2 separate regions of the Homo sapiens genome follow, and region 1 is linked to region 2. A link is a loop called in an ENCODE intact Hi-C map of the cell type or tissue named here. Cell type or tissue: IMR-90. All regions are shown on one strand. Links, peaks and the distances in the headings refer to the core of each region. The heading gives the core; the rest is flanking DNA. Region 1 has its middle 33 kb from the start of ANXA5. Region 2 overlaps LOC107986309 (a long non-coding RNA gene).

Region 1 (10,770 bases), core at 1,617-9,616, 250 kb before region 2:
GTTCAGAATTCTACATTTGGGAGTCATTAACATATAGATGGCATTTGAAGCCATGAGAATGAATGAGACTGCTTAGCAAGTGAGGGTGGTGAGAATAAATGAGATAACCTAAAAAGTGAGTATGGGAAGGGGAAAAAAGATGCCAAGGACTAACCCTAATGCACTGCAACGTTCAGAGTGTGAGCAAATGGAGAGGACCCAGCAAAAGAGGTGAGGCAGGAGGTCAGAGAGGTGGGAATAAAGCAGGCCAGAGAGCTATCCTGGAAGCCAAGTGAAAGAAGTGCTTAAAGAAGAGACACAGAAGGAATGAGGTAGCCCGGCATAAGGTCTTAGAAATTTTTACAAGAGTTGCTTCCCTGGGCTGTTTGAATCAGATCCACATTCATCAACATTTAAGCTGATGCCAGTGGAGTATTAGAGAACACTCACCCTTGCAGCCCCCTGAATTTGGACAATAAAGTTCCAGCTTATCATTTGCAAGGACAGTCTGGTATTCTAGAGGAGGGACTACTGGGATAGAATACATTTCAAAGCATTCTATCATGGTTATAGTTCTTTCATTTCTAACTTTCTTAAAACACCTATTTTAACAAGTTGTTTTGGGCTCTTGCCTGGAAAGCTAAAAAAAGCGAGAAGCTGTCTGTTGCCTTAAGCTCCACAGCCTAGCACAGTACATGAGAAGAATGTGTGAATATACATTGCTATACATTGCTGGATTCATGATGTGGCACTGCTGAAGCCATGCTCAGAGGCAGCAGCAAAGAAAAAAACCCTGCAAATTCCATTTATTACCAATTGACTTTGAGAACCTGAATACTTTTCAGTTTTCTTAAATGAGACTTGAAGAGAGGGAAGTGTCACTAGGAATTATAAAACATAATTATTTTTGAAAGACAAAAACATTGAAATATGTTGCTATTAGTCACTTCAAGTAGAAATGTGAAAATCATTGCACTAGTCTGTTTCCTGTTGCTTAGAATACTTGAAGCTGGGTAATTTATAAAGAAGGAAATTTATTTCTTGAAGTTGGGTAATTTATAAAGAAGGAAATTTATTTCTTGAAGTTCTGGAGGCTGAGAAGTCCAAGGTTGAGGGGCTGCATCTGGTGAGGGCCTTCTTGCTGGTGGGGACTCTCTGCAGAGTCTTGAGGCAGCACGGGGCATCACATGGTGAGGGGGCTGAGCATGCTAACATGCTAACTCAGGTCTTTCCTCTTCTTATAAAGCCACTAGTTCCCCATCCCTGATAATCCATTAACCTATCAATGGATTAATAATTCATTCATGAGGGCAGAGCCCTTATGATTCAATCACCTCTTAATGGCCCCAACTTTCAATACTGCCACTTTGGGGATTAAGTTTCAACATGAGTTTTGGAGGGGACACTCAAATCATAGCAATCATTTTTTTAAAATGTAGCAAAAAACTACCCTTCTTGGTTTTAAAAAAAAGTAAGAATAAAATATTTGAAGAGAATATGGGTCAGTCCTCTTTTCAAATACTTCCTCCTGAATTGCAGTATCTTTAACAAATTCTATGTGATTTTGCTCATCTCAAACATATTTTAAGATCGGAGAAATATGGAAAAGGATTTAAGTAAATGAATATCCAAAGCAGTTTAAAGTAATTAAAATTTTCCTTTTCTATAAGAAAAATGTTTTTAAAATGTTTAATCTGTTCATTTCAAATTTAAATGTTATTCACGGAAAAGCTACTAAAAATTTTGTACCTCTGAGCAAATTTCTTTTTAAAGAAAACAAAAATTTTTGTTTTTTTACTTTTGAAAATCTCACTATGAATAAGCAACATTGTTAAGTAACTATCATTTATTTCTAGCATATTTTGGTTACACAGATTTATTTTATTTTCTTGAGACAGAGTCTCGCTGTGTGGCCCAGACTGGAGTGCAGCGGCACAATCTTGGCTCACTGCAACCTCCAGCTCCCGGGTTCAAGTGATCCTCCTGCCTCAGCCTCTTGAGTAGCTGCAAACATAGGCATGTGCCACCATGCCTGGCTAATTTTTGTATTTTTAGTAGAGACGGAGTTTCACCATTTTGGCCAGGCTGGTCTTGAACTTGTGACCACAAGTGATCAGCCCACTTCAGCTCACCAAAGTGCTGGGATTACAGGTGTGAGCTATCTCGGCTGGCCTGGTCACACAGATATTTATGAAAATTAATTGTAATTAATTTCTTTAAACCGTGAGTTTAAACATTGTCAGAAATAATTCGATGTTCCTAGGTTACTGCTGTAACCTGCATACTGCAGTATAGGAATCCCAAATTCCTTAGCAAGCTCCACGCGTCTCGGTGAGTCAATGGATTGAAACATAGATCCTTCTCTTTCACGTCTGTGGTCTATGGGAGAAAAGGGACCCTGCTCCATGACCCCCTGAGAAACCACTTGGGGGTGACATCTCACAGCTGCCTGAGTACCCTGACAAAGGCACAGACTGTGATTCAGAAAATGTGAATCCCTCACAGCGCTGTTTCTTTGGCCCTGAGGCAGCTCTACAGGGTCCTGGGCCTCTTCCCTCCTTGTGAAAACAGTTTTTTCACCTGCTGCTTGAAGCTTCTTTTTCCACAGCAGGATTTTTCCAAACCTGAGCAATGCATTATGAAATCAATTTAACAGCTGAAAGGGAGAGTCATTAATAATTGTAGGGGATAACAGCATCAACTAGGACTGTGCTGGGCAAACCAGCACATACGGTCACCCACTAATTCAACACTAGCATTAGAGAAAATTTAATGGAATAAAATAGAATCAGAACAGAAAATACGAGTGGGTCACACAGAGAAAGTGTAAATAGTGTTTTGTGAAACTTTTCCTGGGGGCAAGAAAAACAAGTCTTATTGGAGTCAAGGACAAAAGCACTGGAAAATCACTTGCAAAGCGGAGCTTGAGAACAGGCATCATGCAGTCCTCAGTAGTTCTTCCCACTCTGGTCTCTTTCCATCCAAATCTAAGTTCTTAAACAAGGCAGCTCCCACAAGTAGACTCCCACCTGGCCCTCTAGTTAATTGGCCTGAACCCTGGCACTGAGACCAGGTTAAGCCAAGTTCTGAAACATAGTAGCTTTGTTTAAAGGATAATACTTTTCTTGTCTGGAATATAATATACAATCAGTAAGGGAGACAGGGGATCTAAAGCTATCCATATATGGGTATCTATGTTAGTAAAAAATAGAAGCTAAGTTTTATTTTTTATTTTTTATTACAAAATAATATTATTATTATCCTTCTTGAGGGTAAGACCTTCTTAGAAAATAGCACCAAACCTGACAGATGGAGGACCTTAGTGCTTAGTGAAATCTGCTTGTTTGATGGCTACATTTTCTCTGGTTTTGATAACCATGCGTTGTTTCGTAAGTGGTGTAACTGCTTCTTTTGTGGAACCGCTTCAGTGTTTTCTCTCATAATAAGGATGAGTCTCCAGCAGGGGAAAATATACGCCCTGGAAATAATATCATAATGGGGAAGGTTCCATGATATAATTCACGGAAAGCAGTTAGCATGGTGCTTGATATCTAGTGAGTGCTCAGCAATGGCAATGGTTGTTGTTATTGCTATTAAGTAAACAGAATAAAGACAGAAGCACACAGAAAAATATATTAACTGTTTGCCCTTGTTTCACTCTGCAGAAGCAGGAAGGGCCTTTAAAACTTAGCCTGGTGGTTCTGTTTATTAGGTAAACTATTAGTGAATTGATTTTTAATGGATACCATCCGTTCTTAGGCCCCTGAGCCGCCTGCTTTTTATGTAATCTCTGTGGTGTCTCTTTACCTAGATAACACAGAGCAGGCTTCTGTCAGGTTGTGAAGCAAGAACAAGGTCGTCAGCCTCAGTGCTAATTCCTCTGAAATTGAAATGCCTGTGCCTTTGGTTTGGTTCCGGCACCCTTTCTCTGGGCTTTGGTGATAGTTTGATGGAGGAGCCTGGCTTCCTAAGCAGATAAGCAGGGTTTCTCAGCCTCAGCATAATTGACTATTTGGACTGGATAATTTTTTTCTTGCCGGAGCTGTCCTGTGCATTGTAGGATGCCGGTAACACCTTTCCCCATCCCGTCCCCAGTTGTGACAACCAAAAATGTTCAGAGACATTTAAAAATTGGCCCTAATCAAGAAACACTGAGATAGATTAAAGAGAAAAGCCAAGATAATAGTCCTAAAATTTGTCAGTCTTAAGACATCTCAATGAAATGCCATATATATACTACGTGTGTATATATACATATATTCATATATATATACTGTGTATATACTAATATATACAGATATATACTGTGGGTATACATATATCCACATATAACAAGAATAAAGGGGCCACTCCCCCCATGTTTCCTACACACTTCATGCAAATGTATGTTGACATACACACACATTGTATATGTAAACTTATAAAGTTTAAAGGGTCCTCTTGCCATATAGACCAATGGAACAGAACAGAGACCTCAGAAATAACACCACACATCTACAACCATCTGATCTTCAACAAACCTGACAAAAACAAGGAATGGGGAAAGGATTCCCTATCTAATAAATGGTTCTGAGAAAACTGGCTAGCCATATGCAGAAAACTGGAACTGGACCCCTTCCTTACACCTTATAAAAAAATTAACTCAAGATGAATTAAAGATTTATGTGTAAAACCCAAAACGATAAAAACCCTAGAAGAAAACCTAGGCAATATCATTCAGGACATAGGCATGGGCAACAACTTCATGACAAAAACACCAAAAGCAATTGCAACAAAAGCTAAAATTGACAAATGGGGTATAATTAAACTAAAGAGCTTCTGCACTGCAAAAGAAACCATTATCAGAGTGAACAGGCAACCTACAGAATGGGAGAAAATTTTTGCAATCTACCTGTCTGACAAAGGTCTAATATCCAGAATCTGCAAGGAACTTAAACAAATTCACAAGAAAAAAACAAACAAACCCATCAAAAAGTGGGCAAAGTATATGAACAGACACTTCTCAAAAGAAGACATTTATGCGGCCAACAAACATATGAAAAAAAGGTCTACATTACTGATAATTAGAGAAATGCAAATCAAAACCACACTAAGATACCATCTCATGCCAGTCAAAATGGGGATTATTAAAAAGTCAAGAAACAATAGATGCTGGTGAGGCTGTGGAGAAATAGGAACATTTTTACACTGTTGGTGGGAATGTAAATTAGTTCAACCATTGTGGAAGACAGTGTGGTGATTCCTCAAGGATCTAGAACCAGAAATACCATTTGACTCAGCAATCCCATTACTCGGTATATACCCAAAGGAATATAAATCATTCTACTATAAAGATACATGCACATGTATGTTTATTGCAGCACTATTTACAATAGCAAAGACATGGAACCAACCCAAATGCCCATCAATGATAGACTGGATAATGAAAATGTGGCACATATGCACCATGGAATACTATGCAGCCATTAAAAAGGAATGAGATCATGTCCTTTGCAGGAACATGGATGGAGCTGGAAGCCATCATCCTCAGCAAACTAACACAGGAACTGAAAACCAAACACTGCATGTTCTCACTGGTAAGTGGGAGCTGAACAATGAGAATACATGGACACAGGTTGGGCGTGGTGGCTCACACCTGTAATCTCAGCACTTTGGGAGGCCAAGTCGGGCAGATCACAAGGTCAGATCGAGACCATCCTGGCTAACAGAGCGAAACCCTGTCTCTACTAAAAATAAAAAAAAAAAAAAATGCAAAAAATTAGCCGGGTGTGGTGGTGGGCACCTGTAGTTCCAGCTACTCGGGAGGCTGAAGCAGGAGAATGGTGTGAATCCGGGAGGTGGAGCTTGCAGTGAGCCGAGATCGCACCACTGCACTCCAGCCTGGGCGACAGAGCGAGACTCTGTCTCAAAAAAAAAAAAAAAAAAAAAAGAGAATACATGGACATAGGGAGAGGAACAACCCATGCCAGGGCCTGTCAGGGAGTGGGGGCCAAGGGGAGGGAGAGCATTAGGGCAAATGCCTAATGCATGTGTGACTTAAAACCTAGATGATGAGTTGATAGGTACAAGTAACCACCACAGCACATGTATACCTATGTAACAAACCTGTACGTTCTGTACATGTATCCTGGAACTCAAAGTTTAAAAAAAAAAAAAGGTACTCTTGTCTGGTTTATTACTGTTGTATCATAAATCAGACTATTTAAAAGGTCTCGCCTTTCAAAATGCAGCAAGAATCAAGGGGCCACTCCCGCATGTTTCCTGCATACTCCATGCACAAGAATCGCCTTCTGCTTAGACTGCACTTCCCCTCCTGGGCAAACTCTTACTCACTCTCCAACACCCAGTTCAATTGTTACATGCTTTTTAAAGAATTTCATGTGCCCCAGTGGCATTTTATAGATATGGTCTATCACCATGTTTACATTTTATTGTGTTAGTTATGAGTGTATCTCCCCACAAGATTGGGAACTATGTCTTACTCACTTTTCCATTTCTGGCCCTTAGTGCAGTGCTTGTCACAAAGCTTTTCCACAGTAAATGGCTCAGGGTTTGACTGCCAGAGTGGCAGTGTAGAAGCTGAAAATCTGGATTCCAACCCTTCTCTGCTCCTCATTAGCTGTATGACCTTAGCCAAGTCTTTTAAATCCTTAAAAATTCAGTTTCCTCACCCACAAAATGAAGATGATAATACTTACAACTTGACAGCAGTGCCATGATTTAAAACCCCCCAGAGATATTAGTGCCTCTTTGGGAAATGAGCTGGGTTAGAATATATGAAATTTATCATTAGAATTTTGTAGCTGGGCATAGCATGGTTTTGACAGAGGTCTCCCGAGGGGAAATTTGAGGTATTATGAATTATTTAATTATGACTATAATATTTAATAACTACTTGCCTTAAAATATTTTTTAAAGAAATTATATCCTTCAATTCCCAGAAATGCATCCAGGGGACTTTATTCAGGGCTGGAGGGAGACCTCAGAACCAGCATTCTTTGGGGATTACTGTACTTGGGACCAAAGGCTGAGGACGCCTGGCTTCATCCTCATTCATTGGGCAATGCCACAGGGAACATTTAACAACATTCCCGTGATGCTTCTGCTCTCTGTTTGTTGCATTGGAGGCAACTTGGAACAGAAAGATGATGGGCTCTGGGGCCAGATGATTCACCTACCTGTGTATCATGTTCAGGAAATTGTTTAACATTTCTGAGCCTCATTTTCCTCATCTTTTAAAAAATGAGAAAAATGGTCAGGCGCGGTGGCTCATGCCTGTAATCTCAGCACTTTGGGAGGCAGAGGCAGTTGAATCATCTGAGGTCAGGAGTTCAAGACCAGCCTGGCCAACATGGCGAAACCCCTTCTCTACTAAAAATACAAAAATTAGCTGGGACATTCCCACACTTGTAGTTCCAGCTACTCAGGAGGCTGAAGCAGGAGAATCACTTGTACCCGGTGGGTAGAGGCTTCAGTGAGCCAAGATCGCACCATTGTACTCTAGCCTGGGCAGCAGAGTAAAACTCAAAAAGGGAAAAATAACAAAAGTTCTTTCTCCCATACTTGCTTTGAAACGGAAATAAGGTCATATGAATAAAAGATCTAACAGACGTGGGGCCCATAGTGAATACTTGCCCAGTATTAGCTGAATTTTATTCATGGAGGACAAAGCACTTTCGTTTGTTTGTTTGTCTTTTTGAGACAGAGTCTCACTTTGTCGCCCATGCTGGAGTGCAGTGGTGCGATCTCAGTTGGTTCAAGTGATTCTTGTGGTTCAGCCTCCAGAGTAGCTGGGATTACAAGCGCCCACGACCACACCCGGCTACCTTTTTGTATTTTTAGTAGAGATGGGGTTTCGCCATGTTGGCCAGGCTGGTCTTGAATGCCCGGCCTCAAGTGATCCGCCTGCCTCAGCCTCCCAAAGTGTTAGGATTACGGGCATAAGCCACTACATAGCCAGGACAAAGCACATTTTAAACATCTTTCTCCACTGTGTGGTAGTATCTGGCTTGCCTTTTCACTATCAGAGGCTCTGGTGCAAAGAGCCGTGAACTCACGTATTAAATTCTTCTAGTGTTCTTAATAGGGGTATTATTTTTGCCTAGTAATAATGATCATATTCATAACAATAGCAACCACAGTGAACATATACTAAACATTAGTGTGCTTGCATTTTTCTACATGCTTCGTATATACTAACTCAACAGTACTGTGAAAAAAGTTCTAATATTAACCCCCCTTAACAGGCTGAGGTGCAAATGGATTAAGAAATTGTTCAGTGTCACTCACACAGTTGGAAACTGGGGAACCAGGATTTTAAAACAGATGTTTGCCACCAGAGCACATCTTCTTAACCACTAGGCCTCACTGTCTGATGGCTGCGTGTTGGTTTGTTCATTCATCCAGTAAATGCATATTGAGCAGTTATTTATACCAATCATTGAAACCGAGTGGATGAATAAGACACACTTTCAATTCTCAGAGAGTTCACAACTTAGTAGTCAAGACAGATAGGTAAATAAATGGCTTCCATGTAATGTGGTTAAAACAACAGCAGAGGTCAGTATTAGGTACAGTGGAAGCACTAATGTGGCAGGACTTGATTCTATGGCTAATTTCCTCCTGACAGATAAAGGGGCCCCTTGAATGAACTAAACAGTGAACAGGTAAATGGCCCTGCTACAGAAATGAGTACCCAGCAGCTGCTGTGGCTGGTCAGATGCAGGTAACTGCTGATCAGTCTAGTGTGAAACCTACTTAGAGATCATTTAGGTAGTCATTCAGCCCAATATTTTACTACTTGAGTTATCTTCTTTGTCTGAGAAAAGAAAGATAATAAAATACTATGTGACTTAGAAGCCAGGCAGTTGCTATATGTGTTCTCATGATCAATAAAACTGATAAACTACGAAACAGATACTCAACTTGTCCTATAAAAACAAAAAAGTGCTGTGGTTTTGACGTTCACGTTCTACAAGACTGTGTTTTCGTCAGTGTTAGATTGCGAGATGGTGATCTCAAAGTTTGTTCTGAGCAGGGGGAAGTAAGAAAAAAAAAGTTTTAGATATGTCCTTCCTTCTTGAAGCCACTTTCTATGTTGACTGCTTTTTTTTTTTTTTTTTTTTTTTATGAGATGGAGTCTCATTCTGTTGCCCAGGCTGGAGTGCAGTGGCGTGATCTCGGCTCATTGCAACCTCTCCCTCCTGGGTTCAAGCGATTCTCCTGCCTCAGCCTCCAGAGTAGCTGGGATTATAGGTGCCACCACTATGCTCAGCTAATTTTTCTGTATTTTTAGTAGAGAAGGGGTTTCACCATGTTGGCCAGGCTGGTCACAAACTCTGGACTTCAAGTGATCCTCCCGCCTCGGCTTCCAAAAGTGCTAGGATTACAGGTGTGAGCCACCGGGCCTGGCTGACTGCTTATTTTCTGAGTTATTAGGAAAAATGGGAAATGGCAGGGCTTCTCAGGCAGCCTGCTCACCAGGCATGTGTCTATGCTCTTTTCATTTCCTCTGATGATCTGGAAGAGAACTATGGTCTCAGAGAAAAAGCCATTGTTCCAGGAATGTCTGTCAGTAATGCATTGTGGGTTTCAACGAAGACATCACTTAAGGGATGGAACATTGGTGTATCTGCTTAGTGCCTGTGGCTTTCCCACTGAAGGAAGAAATGAGCTCCTCTAGATTCCAATATTGCACTGTGGCAAAGCATGCCTTCCCCCACCGAAAAATGTTGTAGATTTAAGGGAGACTTCTTACATAGATCTCCTATGTACCTGGGTTAAAATGTGTAGGAAGAGTCTTAAGCATTTAAAAGAGTTGTCCCAGAAACCAAGAAGGGCTTATTCCAAGCCTGGTGAAACTACCTTTGTTATGAAGCAATGTTTTGTTGGTTTTTGCTGTTGCTGTTGTTGTTGTTTTTGAGATGTGGTCTTGCTATGTTGCCCAGACCCACCTCAAACTCCTGGGCCCAAGCAATCCTCCTGCATAAGCTTCCTGAGTAGCTGGGATTACAGGCATGATCCACCACACCCAGCTCCATAGCTTGTGCTCTGAAAGGAGATATTACACAGGGATATGAAGATGAGACCGCAAAGAGAGAGGCTGTCAGGGGACATGAGGACTGTGAAGGATGGGGTTACACAGAGCTGACGCTTTCTGTTGTAGTCACTCTTAGCATTGCACAGGGCTTTTAAGTGAACTAGATTAGTGCTTCTTATCTTTTTTCCTCTGCCCCAAACACCTGAGAGACAAAATATTTGTACTAAAAACACCTGCAGGGCTGGGTATCAGAAACTCGGAGTGAATGGGGGTTACTGGAAGAAGGGAAGAGCTGAAGGAAAGAGATGAAAGAAGGAAGAACTTACGCATTTTAAAAACAGAAAAAACAGGTGAGTGGGAGTCTGCTTCCCCTGCTATGAAAAGTCACCACAATCCAGTGAACCACTCTCCTGTAGGGTGTCTTTGACTGAGTTATGTCCCTGTCCCTGAAAGATGAGTTATGCTGGTTCATATGTGGGTCATTCCTACCTATGGGTTGGCCCTAAGCTTGTTCTCTGGAATGTCCCAGAACATGTCTGTTAACTCTTCCCATATGACCATCCTCCAAATACTTGGAGTCAGGCCTCTTCTAAGACTTCTCTTTCCTTGATTAAACTTCAGCCCTTCTCTTCCTACCCATCCTACACCCTCTCACCTCAGGACTCTACTTTGTGCCAGGTGAGACCAGCTAATCTGAAAAACAAATTCATATTATATCAGCTGGTGGTAATGTTACCCTCATGTCTGCAATC
Region 2 (10,770 bases), core at 1,691-9,690:
TTTTTTATTTTTTCTAAGTTTCTAAAATATTTTAAATCATACTTCATCATGATCCATTTTTCTGTTGGTATTAAAAATTCTGCCAAATTATTCACTGCAGAGATAAACATAAACACATTTTAATTAAATGATTTAATGCAGAAAGTTTTTAACTTTCTTAGGTTGGAACTATTGCTTTGCCTGAAGTATTTTTACCTAAATGAAATAATCAAGTGAATATGTGTCAGAAATGCCACATTACTGATTGAATATCCCAATAAGTTGTAATTTTTTGATTCATGTGAAAATGCTAATAAAATTCAGCTACAGTGAAACTGCATTTATTTTTCTTCTGTAAGCAAAACAAGTGAACCTAAACCTTCAAAACTATTTACATAGGGTTTAGCCTGGACTAGAGAGATATAAAGACAACATCAGGCTTGAAATGATTTTAAAATTCAACCAGGAATAGAGGGCCCTTGGAGGATACTAAGACATTTTGTTTTTCAAACATCATTTTTATTGAATGACTTGAAGGTTAATATAATCTAGTCATTATATTACAAATTACCATCCCATGAAGGAATTATGTGCGAAGTTAAACAGACTAGGTGTGAAGACAAATCATAAATGTGGGATATAAAGTAGCTCAAATAAATTGAAGTGAATATCTTAGACTTTTTTTGTGTGCTGAAATGACAAATCTTTGGTGGGCTTTTGTCACTGCAATGTGCTAAAGTAAGATTTAAAACTGGACAAAAGAGAAAATAATAAGCCTAAAGTTCATTTTGTTAGCCCCCCAAATTTGCTTTTGTCTGCTTTCTCCTCAAGAACATATAGGATAAAAGGCGAAGTTATGTTCACCTTTTATAGGATAAAGAAATATAATTTCACCTTTTATCCCACATCAATGTATAATTAATCTGTTGGTTTGTATTTGTTGAAACACTAGGATGCATAGGAGACCATAAATTGGCTTGGAAAACACACAGGGAACGGCAGATAACATCTTTATGCCAAGGATATCTTTGAATAGATGTTTTTTGAGTGCTCAGGTATTAAGATAAATGTGCATAAGTTGGGTTGTTATTGTAATATAGGTTCCTTTTTCCAGGAAGTTCTACTCATTTCTTTACCATTTTAGGGCCATGTAGGATATTATAAGAATTAATACAACAAGTATTGAGTAAAGTAAAAACTCAGATGAATAAGTTTTCACCTCTTCAGTTTCCTCATCTGTAAAATGGGAATAAATGTTGGGCAGAGAGGCATTAAGAATACAATTTAAGTGATTGAAAGAGTTCACAGAATAAAGAAAACATTCAATATAAATTAGATATCATTATTATCACCCAATCATTTTTATTTATTAAGTGCTTTTGATATAGCAATGACTTTGTCTTAATTATGACATTGTAGGATAGTAACCAAACCACAGAGAGTTTAGATATTTGCAGCTTGTTCAAACCAAGAATCTGGCCTAAGCTTCCCTGAGTCCAGAGTGCACAATATTTTCATTATATCATGTTGCCTCACTGCCCAGTATAACAAGTAGAACTTGTCTTTAATGTTAATAGTATAGTGAAAGTAGAATATATATACAAGCAGCTAAAGAATTATTTGGGGAAGACATATTTCAAAAGAGTATGAATTGAAATGGGCATCAGATTAAACAAAGATTGTTCTAATGGAACATATAGAAATAATCAGAAAAAATAGCTACCACACACCTGGATTTAACGAGTGTTGACATTTTGCCAATTGGGATTTCGGATATATGAAAGAGAAAATTGACATATTTGAAGTCTTCTTTAAATCCTTTCCTGATCTCATTTATCCTTCTCTCTGCAAAGGCAACTACTGTCTTGAGTTTGGTATGCCCTTGCCATTTATGTTTCCTATATATATGTGTGTGTGTGTGTGTGTGTGTGTGTGTGTATTTCAATAATATATATAACTTGTGTGTGTATTTCAATAATATTTATAACTTTTTTGTGTTTACAACTTTACTACAAGTGGTATCACACCTATACTTTGGCAACATGATTTTTTTACACATTGCTTTAAATATTGGTATTAATTTTATTATACCCAATTTAATCATTTAAAATTTTGTATAGTATCCCATGTATATACTAAATGTATATACTTCTTATTGATAGATATTTAGATTATTTACATGTTTAGTTCTTGCAAACATTTCAATAACAACCTTGTGTATATCTTTTTGTGCCCATGTATAAAAGTTTTTCTAGAGTATATAACTGTAAGTGGAATTAGTAGATTATAAACTATGTACATCTTCAAATTAACTAGATGTTGCCAAATTGATTTTAGAACTGATTGTATTAACCAGCTCTGATAGGTTATGCTGGGTTAATAAGGCCACCCAAATCTCAGTAGTTTAAAACCCCAAATATTTATTTCACATTCTCGTGAAATGAAGGCTCTAGGTTAGTGGTGCCTCAGCTCATGCCTGAGGGGTGTGTTTCATTCTGGCACCAGATTGCAGGAAGAGTTCCTGTGTGGGACATCCCTATTTTACAGCAAAGAAGAAGAGCCGGAAATGCTGAGTTGAACCTCTGATCCCATTCTGTAAGCCAAAAGTGAGTCCTGTAGGTAAGACCAACATCTGATCCCATTCTGTAAGCCAAAGTGAGTCCCGCAGGTAAGACCAACATCAGTGAAGCAAGGCAGTTATTCCACTCATAGGAGTAAAGAGTGGAGTGTGAATATTTGAGAACAATAATGCAGTTGACTTCAGTCCAAGTTTTTTTTTGTCACAAATATTCACTTCCCTTCCCTCCACAGGCAAAATATACTTACTTCCCTGTCCAAGGAAGACAACACAAGTCTTACCCAATCACAGCATCAAGATCAAAGATTAGTTTGTTTTATTTTTTCAAGATGGCAGATTAGAGGCTTTTAGTGTGCCTCAGCCACTTGGAAATAGCAAGATAGTGCATAAAGATAAACTCCCTAAGCTTTAATTCAAGAAGGAATGTAGGAACCCACCAGAATTATGAAGGACATCCCAGATCCCGGGGAGGAGTGAGTGAAGTGAGTGAAGCCCCCATATGCAAAAGAGGCAGAGAACCTCCCTCTGTGACTTACAGGGAGAGCTGAGTGACCTAGGCCAAGGGAGAACACTTCATTTCTCCCAAGTCTTGAAGCTAACTTGGGGAGAGGCTTGGAAATGCTGTGAGGGAAACACACCAGGAAAAGCTACAGGCAATTTCCAAGATTTAGGACCAAAAGCAGAAGGCCACTTTTAATCCAGGCTGATACAAAGTCAGCCATTCTTTGGTGCCTCAGCAGTATGGCCACGCAGACATTTGTCTTGGGCCAGAGATTGGAATGTCTGCTCTGGAGTGTGGTAGGGGCCTCCATAGACAGAACTGTGGAAAGTGCCTCAGCGGTAGGTTGTGGAATTGTGCTCTCCCTGTCATAAGCCTGGGGTGGGAGGAGAGCTGCTACAGCAGCAGTTTTTCCTAGATGAGATGTGCAGCCAGGGCCAGATGTGCAGTTCCAGGTCACCTGGAACCAGTCTGTGTGTGTCATTGCTGGGTTCCCCAGGCTGCTCCCCTAAGGTCGTGGTGCAGCAGGACCCACTCCACTTCACCTCCAGGCAGAAATACAGGCATTTGGAGTACCTGCCAGCCTGGACCAGCAGCTTGGGCTGCCCGTCTTTTCATAGACATAGATTGTGGTGCAGTGGGGCCATCTTTGCTCTATGCCCAGGCAGATCTCCAGGTATTCAGAGCACCTCCTTGCCTGGATCAGTAGCCTGAGCTGTCCCACCCTTCCTGTACATAGGTTATGGACCAGGGGGGCCCTCTCTTCTCCACAGGGAGGTAGATCTCCAGGCATTTGGAGCACTGGCTTGCATGGTCTAGCAGCCTGAGTTGACTCAATCTTTTTGCACAGAGCTTCTGTACAGGAAAGCCCTCTCTGCTTCATGCCCAGACAGATTTCTAGGCATTCAGACCACCCACTCATCTGGTTTAGCAGCCTAAGCTGCCCCACCCTCCCTCAACATAGATCATAGTGCAGTGAGGCCCTCTCTACTCCACATCCAAGCAGATCTTTAGGCATTCAAAGCACCTGCTTGCCTGGATTGGCAGACTGAGCCGCCCACCCTCTTGTGCAGATAACAGGTATGGGGTGGGAGGACACTCTGCTTCATGCCCAGGCAGATCTCCAGGCATTGGGAGCAACTGCTTGCCTGGAACAGCAGCATAAGCACCCTTCCCGGCGTAGGTCATGGCATATCGAGGCCCCCTCTGTTCCAGGTGAGTAGATCTCCAAGCATGTAAAGCACCTGCTTGCCTGGATTGGCAGCCTGAGATGGCCCACCCTTCCTGTGCAGAGACACAGGTGCAGGGGGTCTCTTTCTGCTTCATGCTCAAGAAGATCTCCAGGCATCTGAAGGACCTGCTCATTTGGAATAGCAGCCTGAGTCACTCCACCCTTCCTGTTCAGAGATCCTGGTACAGGGGGGCTCTCTCTACTCCACACCCAGGCAGATCTCCAAGCTTCTGGAGCACCCACTCTCTTGGAGTAAGAGTTTAGGCTGCCCCCCATCCTCATGCAGAGAGCTTGGGTCAAGGAGGTTTCCCAGCTCCACAACTAGGCACATCTCTGGGTTCTCCCTCAGGGCTGTTGCCTGTGCCTCCCATCAGGGGACCTGTAGGGGGACCTACCCAGTCTGTCCCTGCTCATCTTGCCCTCCAGCTCTCTGGAGATGAGGAGGGAGCTCAGAGTACTGTGCACTTCATGAATCAATCCATTGCCTGAGGCAAGAGATCTCCCAGTAAACAGTAATCAAGTATATACCCAGCTGCATTGGCCACAGCCGGCTCTTACTCCTAAGGGCCACCTACTGGCCTGTAGGACAAACTGCACAGCCCAATGTAAAACCCAAGGACAGAAGTGCATAGGGAAAAGCAAAACCAAAGTCCTACAGCATTCTCTAAAGTCACACTCTATCTGGAGCAGGGAAAAGGAAAGAACAACACCACCAAAAATATCAAAAATATTATAGGGAAAGAAAGAAAAAGAAAAAATCTTACCCACATGAAAATAATTACAATAATTAGAAGTGCCACAATGTCTCCAAATAAGAAGGGACCAGTGTAAGAATTTTGGCACCATTAAAAACATGAATGTAGTGACATCATCAAAGGATCACACTAACTTTCCAGCAATGTTCCCTAACCAAAGTGGATACCCAGAAATGACAGATAAGAATTCAAAGCATAAATTGCAAGGAAGCTCAATGAGATCCAAGACAAGGTTGAAAATCAACATGAAGTAACAACTTCTAAAGCAATTCAGGAAATAAAAGAAGAGATAAACATCTTAAAAAGAAAACAATCAGAGCTTCTGGAATTGAAGAACTTACTTAAGGAATTTCAAAATACAATGTAAATCTTTACCAATAGACTGGATCAAGCAGAAGAAAGAATTTCAGAGCTTGAAGGCCAGTCTTTTGAATTAGCCCAGTCAGACAAAAAAAAAAAAAAAAAAAAAAAAGGCAAAAGAATTTTAAAACACAAAGTCTTCAAGAAATATGAGATTATGTAAAGTGACCAAACCTATGAATTATTGGAATTCATTAGAGGGATGGAGAAAAAGAAAACAACCTAAAAAACATACTTGAGGAAATAATTCAAGAAAATTTTCCTAATCTTGTTAGAGAGGTAGACATCCAGATATAAGAAATTCATAGAACGTCTTTCAGATACTGTACAAAATGAACATCACCAAGGAAAATAGTCACTGGACTGCAGAAGATCAATGCTAAAGAAAAAAACTCTTAAAAGCAGCTAAAGAAAAATATCAGATCATGTACAAAGGGAACCCCATCAGGCTAAGAGTGGACTTCTCAGCAGAAACCTCACAAACCAGGAGATATTGGAAGCTTAGTTTCAGCATTCTTAAAGAAAAGGAATTCCAACCAATAATTTCATATCTTACCAAAATAAACTTCATAAGTGAAGGAGATATAAAATCTTTTTCTGACAAACAAATACTAAGGGAATTTATTACTGCTAGACAAACCTTACAAGAGATATTCAAGGGAGTCGTAAATTTAGAAACAAAAGCATGCTGCCACACAAACCCACTTAATTACATAGTTCAAAGACCCTATAAAGCAACCACACAATAGAAACTACAAAGCAACGAACTAACAACTTCATGATATGATCAAAGCCTCACATATCAATATTAACCTTGAATGTAAGTGGTCTGAATATCATACTTAAAAGGCACAGAATAGCAAATCGAATTTTAAAAAAAGACCATCCATCTGCTATCTTCAAGAGACCCACTTGACACGTAATGACACCCATAGGCCAGAAGTAAAGGATTGGAGAAATATCTATTACAAAAACAGAATGCAAAAAAGAACAGAGGTCACTACTCTTACATCAGATAAAACAGACTTTAAACCAACAACAGTAAAAAAGAACAAGAAATGCCATTACATAATGCTAAAGGGTTCAATGCAATGAGACTTAATTAACCTAAATATATATGCGCCCAACACTGGAACATACAGATTCAAAAAACAAGAACTTCTAAACTTACAAAAAGACTTAGCAACACAATAATAGTAGGGGACTTAAAAACCTCAGCAACAGCATTAGACCATTGAGGCAGAAAACTAACACAGAAATTCTGAACATAAATTTGACACTTGACCAATTTGACTTAATAGACCTCTGTAGAACAATCCACTCACCAACCACAGGGTATACATTCTTCTCTTCTGCATACAGAACATACTCCAAGATCAACCACATGCTCAGCTATAAAGCAAGTCCTATTGAGTTGAAAAAAAGAGTAAATCATATCAACCATGCTATCAAAACACAGTGGTATAAAAGTAGAAATAAATACCAAAAAACTCTCAAAACTATACAATTACATGGAAATTAAACGACATAATCCTGAATGACTTTTGGGTAAACAACAAAATTAGGGAAGAAATTAAAAAAATTCTTTCATGAAATAAAAGCAGAGACACAACATACCAAAACTCTGGGATGCAGCAAAAGTAGTGTTAAGAAGAAAGTTTATAGCACTAAACACCTAACTTGAAAAGTTAGAAAGATTTCAAATTAATTATCTAACATCCCACCTAGAGGAACTAGAGAAACAAGAGCAAACTAACCTGAAAGCTAGCAGAAGAAAACTAAAAGAGCACAACTGAACAAAATTGAGACCTAAAATTTCATACAAAGAATCAACAAAATCAAAAGTTTGTTTTTGAAAGTATAAACAAGATTGTTAAGCTATTAGCTAGGTTAAAAAAGAAAGAGGAGAGAAGATCCAAATAAGAACAATTAGAAATGAAAAAGATGGCATTACAACTGATCCCACAGAAATACAGATGATCCTCAGAGACTATTACAAACACTGCTATGCACACAAACTAGAAAGCCTAGAGGAAATGGATAAATTCCTGGAAACATACCATCTTCCAAGATAGAATCAGCAAAAAATCAAAACCGTGAATAGACCAATATCGAGTTACAAAATTGAATCAGTAATAAACCTACCAAAGGCCGGGTTCGGTGGCTCAAGCCTGTAATCCCAACACTTTGGGAGGGTGAGGTGGGCAGATTACGAGGTCAGGAGATCGAGACCATCCTGGCTAACACGGTGAAACCCCGTCTCTACTGAAAATACAAACAATTAGCCGGGCGTGGTGGCGGGTGCCTGTAGTCCCAGCGACTCGGGAGGCTGAGGCAGGAGAATGGCGTGAACCCGGCAGGCGGAGCTTGCAGTGAGCCGAGATCGCGCCACTGCACTCCAGCCTGGACGAGACAGCAAGACTCCATCTCAAACAAACAAACAAACAAACAAACAAACAAAACACAAAAAAGACCCTACCAACCAAAAACAAGTTCTGAATCAGACAGATTTATAGTTGAATTCTAACAGATGTACAAAGTAGAGCTGGTACCAATTCTACTGAAACTATCCGCGCCCCCCTCAAAAAAAAAATCGAAGGGGAGGGACTCCTCTGTAACTCATTCTACCAAACCAGCATCTCCATTTTGTTAAAGCCTGGCAAAGACACAATGAAAAAAGAAAACTGAAGACCAATATCTCTCATGAACACAGACGCAAATATCCTTAGCAAAATGAATCCAGTAGCACATCAAAAAGTTAATTCACTATGATCACCTAGGCTTCATTCCTGTGATGCAAGGTTGGTTCAACATACACAAATCAATAAATGTGATTTACCGAATGAATAGAATTAAAAACAAAAAACCATATGATCATTTCAATAGATGTGGAAAAAACTTTTGATGATATTCGACATCCTTTTATGATAAAAACCCTCAAGAAACTAGGCATCAAAGGAACGTACCTCAAAATAGTAAGAGCCCTCTGTGACAAATTCACAGCCAACATTATACTGAATAGCTAAAAATTGGGAGCAGTCTCCTTGAGAACTGGAACAAGACAAGGATGCCCAGTCTCACTGCTCTTATTCAACATAGTACTGGAAGTTCTTGCCAAAGCAATTAGGAAAAGAAAGAAATAAAAGGCATCTAAATAGTTAAGTAAGAAGTCAAACTATCTCTCTTCACTAACAATATGATTCTATACCTAGAAAACGCTAAAGACTCTACTGTAAGGCTCCTGGAACTGATAACTTCAGTAAAGTTTCAGAATACAAAATCAATGTACAAAAATCAGTAGCATTCCTATAAACCTATAACATTCAAGCTGAGAGCCAAATCAAGAATGCAATCACATTTACCATAGCCAAGACTCCACTACTGATTATCTCTGCAGAAACACATTTTAACAACTATTTGCACACACAAAAAAGCATCTTCTTAAGAACCAAAAATCAGAAGAGCAATCACAGTACTTAATTTTAACTTTATATCTCTGAAAGAGGCACTGAAAAGAGTAGAAAAGACACTCTTGAATTGCTGATGCCATTCCTCCCCACTTCCTTAGTAGTGGCCACGTGGCACGGAGAATCTGTACTTAGGGGAAGGAGAGCACAGTGATGGGGGACTTTGCATTGAATTCAGTGCTGCTCTGTCATAGTTGAAAACAAAACCATGCTCAACTCAGCTGGGACCTTCTCACAAGGGAGCATTTGGACCAGACCTAGGCAAAGGGGAAGTGCCCATACCAGCAGTTGGAACTTCAGTTCTGGCAAGCCTTGCCACTGTGGTTTAAAGTACTCTGGGGTCATAAGTAAATTTGAAAAGCAGTCTAGGATACAAGGACTGCAATTCTTAGGCAAGTCCTGATGTTGTGCTGGGCTTAGACAAGTGGACTGGGGCAGTGAGTTACCTAGTGTGACAACAGATGTCACAGGAAAGGGAATGCTTATACTGCCTTTCCCACAACCCCAGGCAGCGCAGCTTGCAGCAACAAAAATGACACCTTCCTTTTGCTTGAGGAGAGGAGAGAGAATAGTAAAGAGGACTTTGTCTTGCATCCTGGATACCAGCTCAGACACAGTAGACTAGGGCACCAGGCAGAGTCATGAGGCCTCAGTTCCACACCCTGGCTCCCAGATGACATTTCTAGACACACCCTGTGCCAGAAAGGAAACAGCTACCTTGAAGGGAAAAATCCAGTCTTGGAAGGATTACTCACGTGCTGACTAAAGAGCCCTTAGGCCCTGAATAACCAGCAGTGATACCCAGATAGTACACCATTGGCCTTGGATGAAACCCTGAGCCATGCTGGTTTCAGGTACCAGCTTAGCCACAGTGCAGCAGAGCACCAAGTGGGCTCTTGGGGTCCCCAAGTCCAGGCCTGGGCTCTTGGACAGCATGTCTGGACCTTTCCTGGGCCAGAGGAGAGCCCACTGCCCTGAAGGGTGAGTCCCAGGCCAAGCAGCACTCACCACAAGCTGACTGAAGAGCCCTTGGGCCTTAAGTGAACATTGGGGTGGCCTGGTAGAACCCCCTGTGGGCCAGCAGTGGTGATGGCCATGGGGAGGGGCTCCTCTGTCTGTCAAAAGGGAATGGAAGAGCGGAAAGGACTTTGTCTTGTGGTCTGCATGCCAGATGCCAGCATAGCAGCAGTAAAATAGAACACTAGGTACATTTATAAGGTTTTTTGACTCCAGCCTTATGGTGTTTGCTCCCAAACAGCATCTCTGGACCTGCTCAGGGTCTGGGGGAACTTGCTACCCTGAAAGGAAGAACACAAACCTGGCTTACTGACTGCCACCTACTGATTGGAAAGCCCTGGGGCAGTGAATGTTTATTTCCTCTCTTCTATTTCTGTTTCCTATTTTTGGCACACTTACACTTTAAACCTTGGAGTTCCTGGATGTATTCTCTAATCTTTTGTAGGATATTTTACAATGAAATATTCTATATAATTTAAAGTGACATTTATCAACATGGACAAATCTTTCATAGTTAAGTGGGAAAAGTAAGTGACAAAGAAAGTATAAAATTAAAACAAAACAATTTTTAGAAAATCCAAACAAAACGAAATTATGTGTGTATGTATACACATATGCATGTATATTGATGCATACGCACAAAAGAATGAAGCTATTTGTTAAGAATAAAAATTATCAAATATTAGAATTATTATTACTTTGGGAGGAGAGTAAGTAGGAGGATGAAATTGGAGAAGAGTACAAAGAAATTCCAAGATTACTGATATTTTATTTCTTAATCCATGATTGGTACATGAATGTTTAATATGTTTTGTGTATTTTTATATGTTTAAAATATTTAAAAATAATTTTAAAAGCTCTTAAGGTTCATTTCTGGCCTGAAT

Evidence for each region. Peaks named below come from ENCODE experiments on the same cell type or tissue, not always from the same donor. Only the 100,000 strongest peaks of a DNase experiment are listed, where the experiment ranks them.
Region 1: a loop joins it to region 2, with 6 times the contacts of the local background. A loop is called at or near these places in 33 of 110 quality-filtered maps.

The regions. Positions count from the first base shown.
Region 1 is chr4:121,724,627-121,735,396 of GRCh38, reverse strand. No RefSeq gene overlaps it. Among named protein-coding and RNA genes, the nearest start is that of ANXA5, 33 kb to the right of the region's middle. RefSeq lists a silencer at 8,332-8,511. In IMR-90, for the core only: a CTCF peak has its summit at 8,534 (motif pointing right); DNase peaks (open chromatin) are centred at 6,386, 7,076 and 8,546; H3K27ac peaks cover 2,044 bases.
Region 2 is chr4:121,478,822-121,489,591 of GRCh38, reverse strand. The region is part of intron 1 of LOC107986309 (a long non-coding RNA gene); the gene reads right to left. Among named protein-coding and RNA genes, the nearest start is that of QRFPR, 100 kb to the right of the region's middle. In IMR-90, for the core only: a CTCF peak has its summit at 4,860 (motif pointing left); a DNase peak (open chromatin) is centred at 4,851; H3K27me3 peaks cover 167 bases.